Linked DNA regions of Homo sapiens: region 1 is linked to region 2. The links are chromatin contacts, found by Hi-C or POLR2A ChIA-PET in ENCODE. All regions are on one chromosome and are shown on one strand. Each heading gives the region's core, a stretch centred on a gene start or an enhancer-like site at or near the end of the contact. The rest is flanking DNA. Distances are from core to core; before and after follow the strand shown.

Region 1 (6,082 bases), core at 1,921-4,420, 330 kb before region 2:
CTTCATCTCAGAAAAAAAAAAAAAAGAAAGATTAACACTGGCGTGCCTCAAAAATGACTTCCCTTAAATGTATGGTGCATGATAAATGCAACACAGCGGGTAAAAGATTAATGTGCGGAATACAGCCTACGGCTTTTGATGACTGTGACTCACCTTTGTACCAGTTGCCCAGACTGGTGGCTACTAGTCCTCGGTTTTAGAGGAGAAAAATGAGTGAAGAATAAGTGACATGTTCCTGCACATTTATCAGATGCCTCGGACCACTGTCCAGGTGGCCCTGAACAGGAACAGTCATGCTCTCAGATGAACCTGGCCCTTTTTAGTCAGCATGCCATTCATATAGCAAACTTGGCATCCACCAACTCTTCTTTTATGGGAAGAAGGTTTTGAAAGGTATATTAGTTGTTCCCACCCAGGTGTGAACCACAGTGACTCCCTCATCAGCCCTGCACCTGTCAGAGAACTTCATACAGCTTTTCTGCTTCTTACTCAGCCCAGGGCCTCTTTTCAAGCACATACCTCTAGGCTCTTTCGTTCTTCCTTTACAGCAGGCTCCGGTGACTCAGTCCTCCTTATCTTTACTGTCCCTTGAGGGCCAGGTCCCCTCCTTCCCCACGTTCCCTCCCTTCCTAGTCATCTCAGAAGATAAGTCATTAGGTCCTTTTGATTTTAAAGGAATTATTGCTTATCACAAATATGTAAGACAAGTAACAAATATAATACAGATAACAAAAATTAGCATAGTACAGAGTTTCTAGAATCCTAACAAAAGTTTGTATAATTTTGGTCCAGCTTATGGTTTGTGCTTCTGCCTGTGATGGGGAATGGAAAATTCTGCTTTTAGCCAATTCCCAAGACCAAATTCAATAGCAAAAATCAGATAGTCTCCCACTCCCCGCAATGTCTCCTAAGAGCCCCTCATTCCATCTGTGAGGTCTGACACACACTCCCTGGAGATCAAGATTGGTATCTAAAAACATCTGTTGCTCTCCCCAGTCCAAGATGAGGATATTTTGGTCCAGAGAAGTAAGAAGTTTCCTCATCTTTGGACTGCGGAGAGTAACAAATGTTTTAGAATGGCTGTGAACTCTGGGAATAACAACATTAGTTTTCTTTCTCTTTCCTTTCTCTGGAGCATATCAAAACCACTCTGTAATGGTCACCCTAAAACGACACAATCATAGAATCGAACTGTTTAGGGTTTCTAAACAAAGAGTGCCACAGAACTCAGAGTTAAAAAGCCAAGCAAGCCGGGCGCGGTGGCTCACACCTGTAATCCTCCCAGCACTTTGGGAGGGTGGATCGCCTGAGGTCAAGAATTTGAGACCAGCCTGGCCAACATGGGTGAAACCCCATCTCTACTAAAAATACAAAAATTAGCTGGGCTTGGTGGTGGGCGCCTGTAATCCCAGCTACTTGGGAGGCTGAGGCAGGGGAATCGTTTGAACCAAGGCGGCAGAGGTTGCAGTGAGCCTGCATTCCAGTCTGGCAACAGAGTGAGACTCTGTCTCAAACAAACAAACAAACAAACAAACAAAAAGAAAGCAAGCAGAGGGAAACAGCAGGTGATTCAGGCTAATGAAAGCACTGAGAACCAGACTTGCACCCAATTCCCCAACCCTTATTCACTTCAACATGTGCGCCAAAGGAAACACCCGTCCCACCCCTCCTTATACCACAGAGAGTGCTCAGAGTTGGTTGTTGGAATAACTGGACTTTAATTCCACGTCTGCCATTAGACCAGCTAAGGGACCCTCAGCAAGTGCCCCAGGCTGGGTCTGGTGCTTACCTGGAACCTGGGGCAGTGAGCCAATTGTCTTCCTCATGCTAATATTCTATTCTCTCACGTTTGCTCAAAGCTATGTGTAGAGGTAGGTTAAGTCAATGCATTAACTATGTAGCAAACACAATGTCCATAACGTCTACCTTCTCGTAACAGGGAAAATAGAGATTGCTTTAAATAACCAAATATAGATGGGGCAAAAGGGGCTGGGGAGGCAGACAGGGATTCAGGGCCAGGGTAGAGGTTTTGGACTTTAATCTGAGGACAAGGGAGGCTCTTGAAGGACTTAAAGACAGTAACGTGGTCAGATCTGTATTTTAAAGAGATCTTCTGGCTGCAGTGTGGAGACTATGTTGTGTATGTCTGTGTGTGTGTATGTGCATATGTTTGTGTCTGTGTGTGTAGGGAGGCAGGATGGGAAAGGAGGCTTCTAAACTAGGCCAGAGATGTTGGTCACTTGGACTAGGGTTACAGCAATGAGGCTGGGATGAAGGGGACAGGAAGGAGGAGATTAAGAGGCAAAGTTAAAGGGACTTAGTGCTGGATTGTGGGGTGGGTGGGGGGTAGTTTCAGGGAGGCCACCTAGAGTTTTGCTTTGAGGAGCTGGGTGGTGGTAATGCCATTTCCTGACATAGGGTGTGTGTGTGAGTGTGAGTGCACACTTGTGAGTGTGGTGATATGTGGGGGCTGGTAATGAGAAAGTGGATGAATGAATTCCATCTTGGACCTGCTGGGTTTGAGGTCTAGCATCATTTGAGGAATCCAGATGGTTGAGAACTTTTATTAAATATCAACTGTGCATTTTGTGAGGATACACACCCCCGCTACAAGAATGGAATAGACATTTGCTTTGTTTATTGAGCAAATACTATTTTGATCTTTAAAAATAATCACCCTAACTTTTTTGTGTTGTGTTCTGTCTTTCCCAAAGTATTTGACTTTTGGCTACTCATGTAGGTTGACATCAACGCCACGACTGACCTGGGCAGTTCCCTCATGTTAATATAGCAGATCTTGAATCTGCACCAGCGACTTGAGAGAAAATCACTCTAAACACTCAAAACCACAGAAGTTCCTTCTCAGGACCTCAAACATGCCATAGGCCTACGTACCAAATTTGTTCTATACTTGGATTTTTCTATACTCAGTTTGGAAATAAAGTATGCCTCCTTCCTGGGAGAAATCACAGCCTTCAGGGAAAAGAGAAATATAGCTTTGGGCCTTGGGATTTAAATCACAATGTTAGATGGCATCCACTCTTGGTCGACTGAGGCTCCAACTGCATGGTTGTGTATTTTCAGGTATTTAAGTGATTTTTGAACGCTGCATTTCTTTGACTAGCTGAATATTTAAATTTGCCACAGGATGGCAGCATGATGTTATAAAAGAGAAGAGAAAAAAAACCTTTTAAAGCCCAGGTATTAATGAATAGAGGCCTGGAAAGCAAACATAACTGAGAATTTTTCTTCTTGTTCCTACAACTGTAAAGAAAGGAAGGAATAAAGTATGAGAGAAAGCAATGAAGTAAAAGATGAAAAAAGGGCTGGAGAAATTGAGGGAGGGAAAGCAATTTAAAAAGAAAGTAAAAGCAAAAAGAAAAACACTTCACCTCCAACTAGATCATATTTAACTAAAGAAAAGAACCAAGCTGCTGATGTAGGAAGTTTCCGAGGGAGGAAACCAGTGCTATAACCACATTTATTCACAGCCTCGATGTGTGAGTGCAAGACAGACATTTGACCTTCTTATGAAAGCAGTTGTCTCTTTGGGAAACTATGAGAATGAATTTACATTTACAAAGTTTTCTAGTCCCTTTAAGTAAGTCTTACATTAGCATAATTCCCAGCTTGCATTCAAAACTGATTTTTTTCAATATCCTTCAAAGAGGTCATTAATGTTGGTTTCCATGTTTACATTGTGTAGGGAAATAAGTGAAATTACTCAAGAAGGGAATAAACGGTATTCAGACACACATTGACAGCAATGGCTTCCTGTGATGGAAACGAGAAGGCTGCCTCCAGTTCAGCGCTTCCAGAAGTCTGCAAGCTGGGAAGAGATCTTCCAGAGCTGGCGGCTTGACTCTGCACTGACCAGCCACCACTTACGTGGGCTATTCTTCAGGTCCGTCACCAACTTGCTCTCTCCTCAGTCTAATTAATTTGACTTAGCAGGGAGTTCTGGGATGGGAGAGATCTTAGGAATGGTGATCGGTTTTTCAGCCTTGGCGATAATGACATCTTGGGCCAAATAATTCTTTTTTTAGGGGGCAGGGAGCTGTTCTTCTTATGGTAGGATATTTAGCAGAATCCCTGGCCTCTCTCTATCCGCTCAGTGCTAGTAACGTCCTTCAGTTGTGACATCCAAAAATGTGTCCAGACATTGCTGAATGTCCTCTGGGGAGCAAACTCCCCTCTTCCTCCATTTGAGAACCAGTGTTTTAGATAAACTCTAATTACAAGAATGAAGGAAATTCTGAAAGTTTTCTCTGTCTTACTGTCCTGTTTATGGGCAAAATTGTTATTGAATCATCAGAGATATGTGTGCTCTTCAAATCTATGTTGGAGATTTCCAAACATTAAATCCAGGCATAAAATGCCCTTATTGTAGCAAAGACAACGTTCTCTTATATGAATCAGAAAACAACATATGCTTATTATAAATATTCTGTTGGGCAAAAACTTACACAAAGCATCACAGGGGATGAAAAGCAGTAAGAATTTTTACAGAAATAAAAACAATTACGTTGTTAATTGCCAGGTACTTTTCTTATTCATCAAGATGTCCATGTTCTATTCATTTCATTTAAAGTTTGCAACATCTCTATGGAGAAATATTATTTGCATTTTATAGAGAAAAAAACTGAGGCTGAGAGAAGTTTAATCACTAACTCAATGTTACATTAATAGATAGCAAAACCAGATTAAAACCCAATCTTTCTAACACCAACAACTGTATGTGCTCTAGTACTGGCCACTAACCCTTGAAAATCTTACAATCTAGTTGGGGAAACAATACACGTACATAGGAAAGTTGTCCAATGTCATAAGGCAATAGATGATTTAATCCAAAAGCCATAAAAATTGTTAAGATGCATTGCTGTAGATAAGAGTGGTCTGAGAAATTATGAGGATATGATGGGTCTTGATCTGTATGTATTTAAAGAACCGAGGATTGGAGAGATGGGATGAGATGGGTTCTGTGGCATAAAGCGGCAATCTTCAATGGAACACTGGCCGCACAAGGGTGCTGCCGGAATAGGGTTTTATTATTAACTGCATGTTTGTTCCCCCCAAAATTTATATTTGAAACCGTAGCCCTAATGTAATGGTATTGGGAGAGGGAGCATTTGCGAAGTAATTATGTCAGGAGGTTGGAGCCTTCATTATGGGATTAGTGTTCTTATAAGAAGAGCTAGCACCATCCTCCACCCCCTGCTCCAACTCTTTGCCATATGAGGATACAATGAGAAGACCGCCATCTGCAAACCAGGATGCAGGCCGTCACCTGACACCAGATCCTCCAGCATATTGATCTTGGACTTCCCACCCTCTAGAACTGCAATAAATAAATGTTTGTTTTGAAGCCACCAGTCTGCAATCATTTGTTATAGAAGCCTGAACTGACTAATCAGATAAAGATGGCTACAAGGAGAGGAAGACCTATGTTGAGAAAGGAGAGTGATGCAGGCTAAAAAAGGAAGCTGACAACAGAGGGCAGGGGCCTTGAATACAACCCAGCGGTCATCAATTGGAAGGCCAAAATAATGTATTTTGTTTGGCTCAAGTTTTAAAAATTGGAAAGTTTGCGGGGGGAAGAATTTGGATTTCTGAACATTCTTGAACAAAAAGATGTGGCAACATCAGGCCTACATTCCTGAGTCTCGACTCTTGGCTGAAGCCAAGGAGGAGTTATTCTCATGAACGGGGTCTGGATTTTCCAGTTCACCAGTATCCACATCATGCCCTATTCTTTTACCCTCTTCTTTCTTCTCTTAATTATTTGCTTAGCCCCTCTAAGCAGTGGAATTTGCAATCTTCAGTTTAGAAAATAATGTTTATTAGAAATTAATCTGATAACACCAATTAAAAATCTATTTTTTATAAGTCTGCTAGAAATGAGAGACAAGAAACATTAAACATTTTTACCATATGTCCAAAGATGGTTATTAGGGTTTCCTTTTATTCCTGTCTTTTGTACTGAAATTACCCATGGTTTGTTCCACCTTTCCTGGGGCTATGCAGTGTAAACTTTTCATCACTGTTGTTGCTTGGCGTTGGAGTTGATGTTGATTTTCCCATC
Region 2 (5,321 bases), core at 1,497-3,996:
CAGGTCTATTACAAATAGCACTGCTATAAATAAATACTCCTCTTTTTAGGTGATCACATGTTCCTATTTCTGTTGGGTGAGCACCTAGGAATAGAATTGCTAGGTCATAGGCTATGCATAAGTTCAGCTTTAGTAAATATTGTTTGTTTTTTCACTTCTTTCTCCTCCTCCTTCTCCCTTTTCTTCCTTAAGCATCTTTTTGACAACAACAACAACAAAAAAAACCCATGCATGCTGGCCTCATAGCCTCATGTTTATAGATAAACTGCCACCAGCTTGATTGCCGAAATTAGCCAGCCTCAGGCTATTCTCCTGCCGTTTTGAAAAGGCCAGCTCCTTTTCACTCTCTCATCCTGCAGGGTAAAGTGGCCATCAGCCTTGTACATATTTCATGTTAGCTTAAGGGTCTCTATTGCTGATCCTGAACTTTGCAGAGACAAAATTCTGCTAAAAGATAGATGGATAGAGAGAGAGAGACAGAGATGATAGATAGACAGGTAGATAGATAGATAGATAGATAGATAGATAGATAGATAGATAGAATATATAATCTATAAATTATATATACTGTTATATATGTGTATATATACACATGTATATATACACTTATGTATACACACCTAGATAGGTAGATAGAATATATATCTATATATTATACTAGAATATGTACTAAGTTATATATGTATATATACCTATGTATACACACATAGATAGAATATATAATCTATATATTACATATACTAAATTATATATGTGTATATATACACGTGTATATATGCATATGTAAACACACATAGGTAGAGAGATAGATAATAGGTATAATATATATCTATATATTATAACATATACTAAGTTATGTATATGTGTTTGTGTGCATATATATATGTGTATATATATATATGTATAGATAGATAGATAGATAGGCATCAAGAGGCTCTGAGTTTGAATCCTCCTTCCATTCTTTGTTACTGAGTGACCTTGAGCAAGTCAGTCAACTGCTGTTTTCTCCCTTTTCTTATCTGTACATTTAGATTAATAATAATTCCAACATCACAGGTTACCTATGAGGATAGTAATATATAATACATGTAAAATGCTTAACACCGAGGCTGGCAGGCAGGCATCTCAGAGACATCAGTAAGGAAGTGTAACTTCCCAAAGGCACCTGTGTTCAGGTTAGCGATCATTTCAGTTCCCATACTCATACCCAGTGGGTGAACTTTTACTTATCTATGCTGTGAGGCTATCTTGGGGAAATGAAAAGGGGTAAGGGAGAGTCTGCCCTGGAAGTAAATTCAACTCAGGCAGAAATGGTTTATAACTTTTAAATGGCAATTTTTTTCAAGTTTTAAAAAATATTAGAGTACAGTCCCAGTGAGTACACATTATTAAAACATGTGAAAGGTGGGAGAACAGAGAGAGAGAGCACAAGAGTGAGAGCAGTTATTAGAATAGTTTAATAACCACAAAGGAGCCCTATGAAATTGACTGAAGGCCGAGGTGGGTTGGATTGCTTGAGCCTAGGAATTCAAGACCAGCCTGGGCAACATGGCAAAACCCCATTTCTACAAAAAATACAAAAATTTGCCAGGCATGGTGGCACTCAGAGGCAGTCTCAGCTGCTTGGGAGGCTGGGATGGGAGGATCGCTTGAGCCTGGGAGGCAAAGGTTGCAATAAGCCTAGATCACACCACTGCACTTCAGCCTGGATGACAGAGTAAGACCCTGTCTCAATAAAAAAAAAAAAAAAAAAAAAAAAAAAAAAAAAAAAAAAAAAGGTGACTGAGCTTGGGCCAAGGAGACACCTTGGCAGAGGCCAAACTAGAGTGAAGAGGGGAGAATGTGGCCTTTCTGGTTTAGAATCAGGGCAAACTGCTTATTAGCTGTGTGTTCTTGAACTTTGCACTTTATATCTGTGGAACGAAAACAATCTTATCTTGCTGAGAGAATTGCCTGGCAGCTAAAGTATATGAATTGTTTAGCTTAGCAGGTGTAAAAACTTTATGTGGCCCCTATTTTTAGGTGGAATCACACACACACACACACACACACACACACACACACACACACACAATTCCCTTAATGAGAAAGTAAATAGCCCCATCAGCAGTCTTTCCGTGATGTTTCTAACAGAACATAAGCAGCACTTCCAATGGGACATGGAAAAGACCCAAGTACACAGTGTTTCTCAGAGGCCATACCACAGCTGCAAAAACCATCACTGTTATCTTCCAGGTGCTGGCCACTTTCTAACCAATGATTCTCCACTTTGTTCCTCCTGACTGCTGAACTAAGATCACGGAGACAGCTGAAATGACCACCTTCTGGACCACCTCTGAGGAGCCCCCTCTTCCAGGATCCCTCCTCAGAATTCCCAAACTCCCTCTTGCAGAGATACTCCGTTGGTCCTTTGGCATGTATTTTCCCTTACTGCAGCAAGAAAAATAAATCCAATTTCTTATTCCCCTCTACCTCCTCCTCTTCTTCCTCCTTCCTGTAGGTGCTCCCCTGTTTGTCCTTAGGTGGCAACGTTACCACTAAAGAAGTAACATCTCTCAGTAGACAGAGAGACAGACAAACAGATACATCAACATAGATGGATAGATAGAGATATATGCTCACTTCTATAGATAGAAAGACAGGTATCCATGTGTAGAGAGAGAAACACTTTTAGAAAGAGAAAGACATACTTTGACTTTCAAATCGTTCCAGTTCTCTCTCTACAGCTCTGTGACTCACTTCAGGTCTCACAGTCACCCTTTACTCACGCCAATAACTTTAACAACAGTAACACGATGGTAGAGCACTTACTATGTGTCAGGAACATTCTAAGCCTTCTGCATGTATTAAATCATGTGACCACCACAGTAACCTTATGGAAAAAAAGTGATGCTACTATCCCATCTTACATAGGATGAGACTGGATCACACAAAGGTTAAGGGCACTGCCCTGGGTTGCACAGTTAGTAGGTGGGAGTCTTCACTCTTACCTCCCACTGTCCTGCCCTTACTGCCTTTTGAAGGATGGCATGTCCTGTCCGTGTCGCAGCACAGCACACATACAGACTGCAGAGCCTTCTCAGTTTCTCTCCAGTGGCTCAAAGGTCAAACTTGAAGGGTTTCTACTTGCTCTTTTTCAGCCCTGTGAATGGGTGGTTTCAATGGGATGTATTTTCCTTTAATGTGTGTGTCCTGAAAAATTTCTGCTGCCAGAATCTTTTAAGGAATGTGACACAATATTCCATCATTTTTTCTTCCTCATTTTTCTCTCCCTCTTCTTCCCACTTCCTAATGTCTTTCTTTTTCCTTCTTATATTCTTTCTGGAGGTTGTAAAAGGGATTTTACAAATTTTCCTGCTTCACTTCAGACATGATAGCCCACAGTTTTAAGTACTTGTTATGTGCTGGGTATAGCGCTACATCCTAGGTACCATATCATATATTTTGCAGGGATTATCTCATCTGATCCTCACAACTGCCCCTTGTGAGGTAAACGTTAATATTATTCTCACTTTGCAAGTGAGGAAATGGGAGCAGGTTTCGTTCCTTGTCCAGACCTGAAATAACTAAGTGGCCAAATTAGGGGCAGACCTCTGGACTAACGGGCCCCAAGTCCAGGACTGCAAAGACCTCACTCATCACCACTACACACTACAACTCAAACAACTCAATTGCAATAAAACAATAATGCAATTTAAAAATGGTCAAAAAGATCTGAATAGATGTTTCCCGAAAGAAGACATACACATGACATGAGCAATGGGTCTTTGAAAAATGCTCAACATCACTAATCATCACGAAAATGCAAATCAAACCACGATGAAAAGTCATCTTTCCCCTGTTAGAATGGCTATTATCAAAAAGACAAAAACAACAGATGCTGGTGAAGATGCAGAGAAAGGGGAATGCTTGTACACTGTTTGTGAGAATGTAAATTAGTAGAGTCATTGTGGAAAATAGTACGGAAGTCCCTCAAAAAACTAAAAATAGGACTACCCTATGATCTAGCAATCCTATTTCTGGGTATATATCTGAAAGAAAGGATATAAGTACATTAAAGAAATATCTGCACTCACATGTTTATTGAAGCATTATTTGTAATAGCCAAGAATGGAACCAACCCAAATGTCCATCAATGGATAAATAGATAAAGAAAATGTTGTGTGTGACACACACACACACACACACACACACACACACAATGGAATATTATTCAGACATAAGAAAAAGAAACCCTGTTATTTGTAGCAACATGGCTGGAACTGGAAGTCATTATGTTAATGGAAATAAGCCAGGCACAGAAAGACAAATACTGCATGTTCTTACTCATAAGGAGGAGCTAAAAGAGTGGATTTCCTGGAGGTAGAAAGTAGAATCGTGGTGACCAGAGGCTGGGAAGGGGAGGAGGGAATAAAGAGAGGTTGGTTAAGGGGTATAAAAATACAGTTAGATAAAAGAAATAAGTTCTAGTATTCAATAGTACAGGAAGAAAATTATAGTCAGCAATAATTTATTAAATATTTCCAAATAGCTAGAAGAGAATGATAATGTTCCCAACACAAAAAAAAGATCAATGTAGGGAGCTTCAAGACAGCTGACTAGAGGCATTCAGTACTCACCCCGCTTTACAAAGAAGAACCAAAACAGCAAGGAGATAGCCATACTTCGGATAGATTGCCTCAGAGAGAACACTAAAATTCAACAGAAAAGTGACAGGAAACACCTAGGCCAAGAAACGAGAGGGAAGCAAAGTAGCCTACTTGGCTGGGATTGGCTGAAAACCCAGGCAGGCTCCCCAGAGTAGGGGAAGGGTAAGTGACTGACCCCCAGTGGTCCACATTCCCACTGAGGACTCCCGCAGTCCTAGCCACGGAAGAGCCCCTGGACCCACAGAGACCCCGAGACTAACATAGGGAACTGCCTGGAATCCGTGCGATGGCATTGCTCCAAAGAGGGCGCTCCCGCTGGGTCCCACACACCCCGAGTCCACACTAAGCAGCTGCAGCACAGTGCCGCTTTGGGAGCCCAACTCCCAGTAGACTGCATCCTGCTCTGGGGTCCAACAGTCCGCGCAACTCCACATCAATGGAAACCTTAGGAAAACTTTCCTGGATTGGTCTACGCAAAGAATTTATGACTAAAATTTCAAGCATGAGCAACAAAAACAAAAACATACAAATGGGACTATATTAAACCTAAAAGCTTCTTCACAGCAAAGGAAACAGTAAACAGTTGAAGAGACAACTCATTGAATAGGAGAAAATAGTTGCAAACTATTCATCCAAAAGGGCACTAATGTCCAGAATAAACAAGGAACCCAA

What was found. Hi-C counts contacts between places; a loop is a spot of excess contacts on that map. ChIA-PET counts read pairs that join two places held with the same protein, here RNA polymerase II (POLR2A). Pooled maps may share reads with other maps.
Region 1: a loop to region 2 is called in a map of PC-9, with 6 times the contacts of the local background. The contact joins two enhancer-like sites. A Hi-C loop is called at or near these places in 4 of 168 maps with a recorded cell type or tissue (CD4-positive, alpha-beta T cell, CD4-positive, alpha-beta memory T cell, PC-9 and 1 more), 1 of 37 single-sample maps with no recorded cell type and 12 of 50 pooled maps. POLR2A ChIA-PET finds 5 or more read pairs at or near these places in 3 of 52 experiments (GM12878, activated T-cell and naive thymus-derived CD8-positive, alpha-beta T cell).

What each region holds. Positions count from the first base shown.
Region 1 is chr6:137,972,904-137,978,985 of GRCh38, reverse strand. No RefSeq gene overlaps it. Among named protein-coding and RNA genes, the nearest start is that of SIMALR, 30 kb to the right of the region's middle. RefSeq lists an enhancer at 3,342-3,451. Within about 2 kb of position 3,170, at least 5 of the 41 ENCODE cell types and tissues checked have a DNase peak (open chromatin) inside an H3K27ac peak, as active enhancers do.
Region 2 is chr6:137,645,661-137,650,981 of GRCh38, reverse strand. No RefSeq gene overlaps it. Among named protein-coding and RNA genes, the nearest start is that of LINC03004, 17 kb to the left of the region's middle. RefSeq lists an enhancer at 87-256 and silencers at 2,710-2,799, 2,820-2,869. Within about 2 kb of position 2,746, at least 3 of the 41 ENCODE cell types and tissues checked have a DNase peak (open chromatin) inside an H3K27ac peak, as active enhancers do.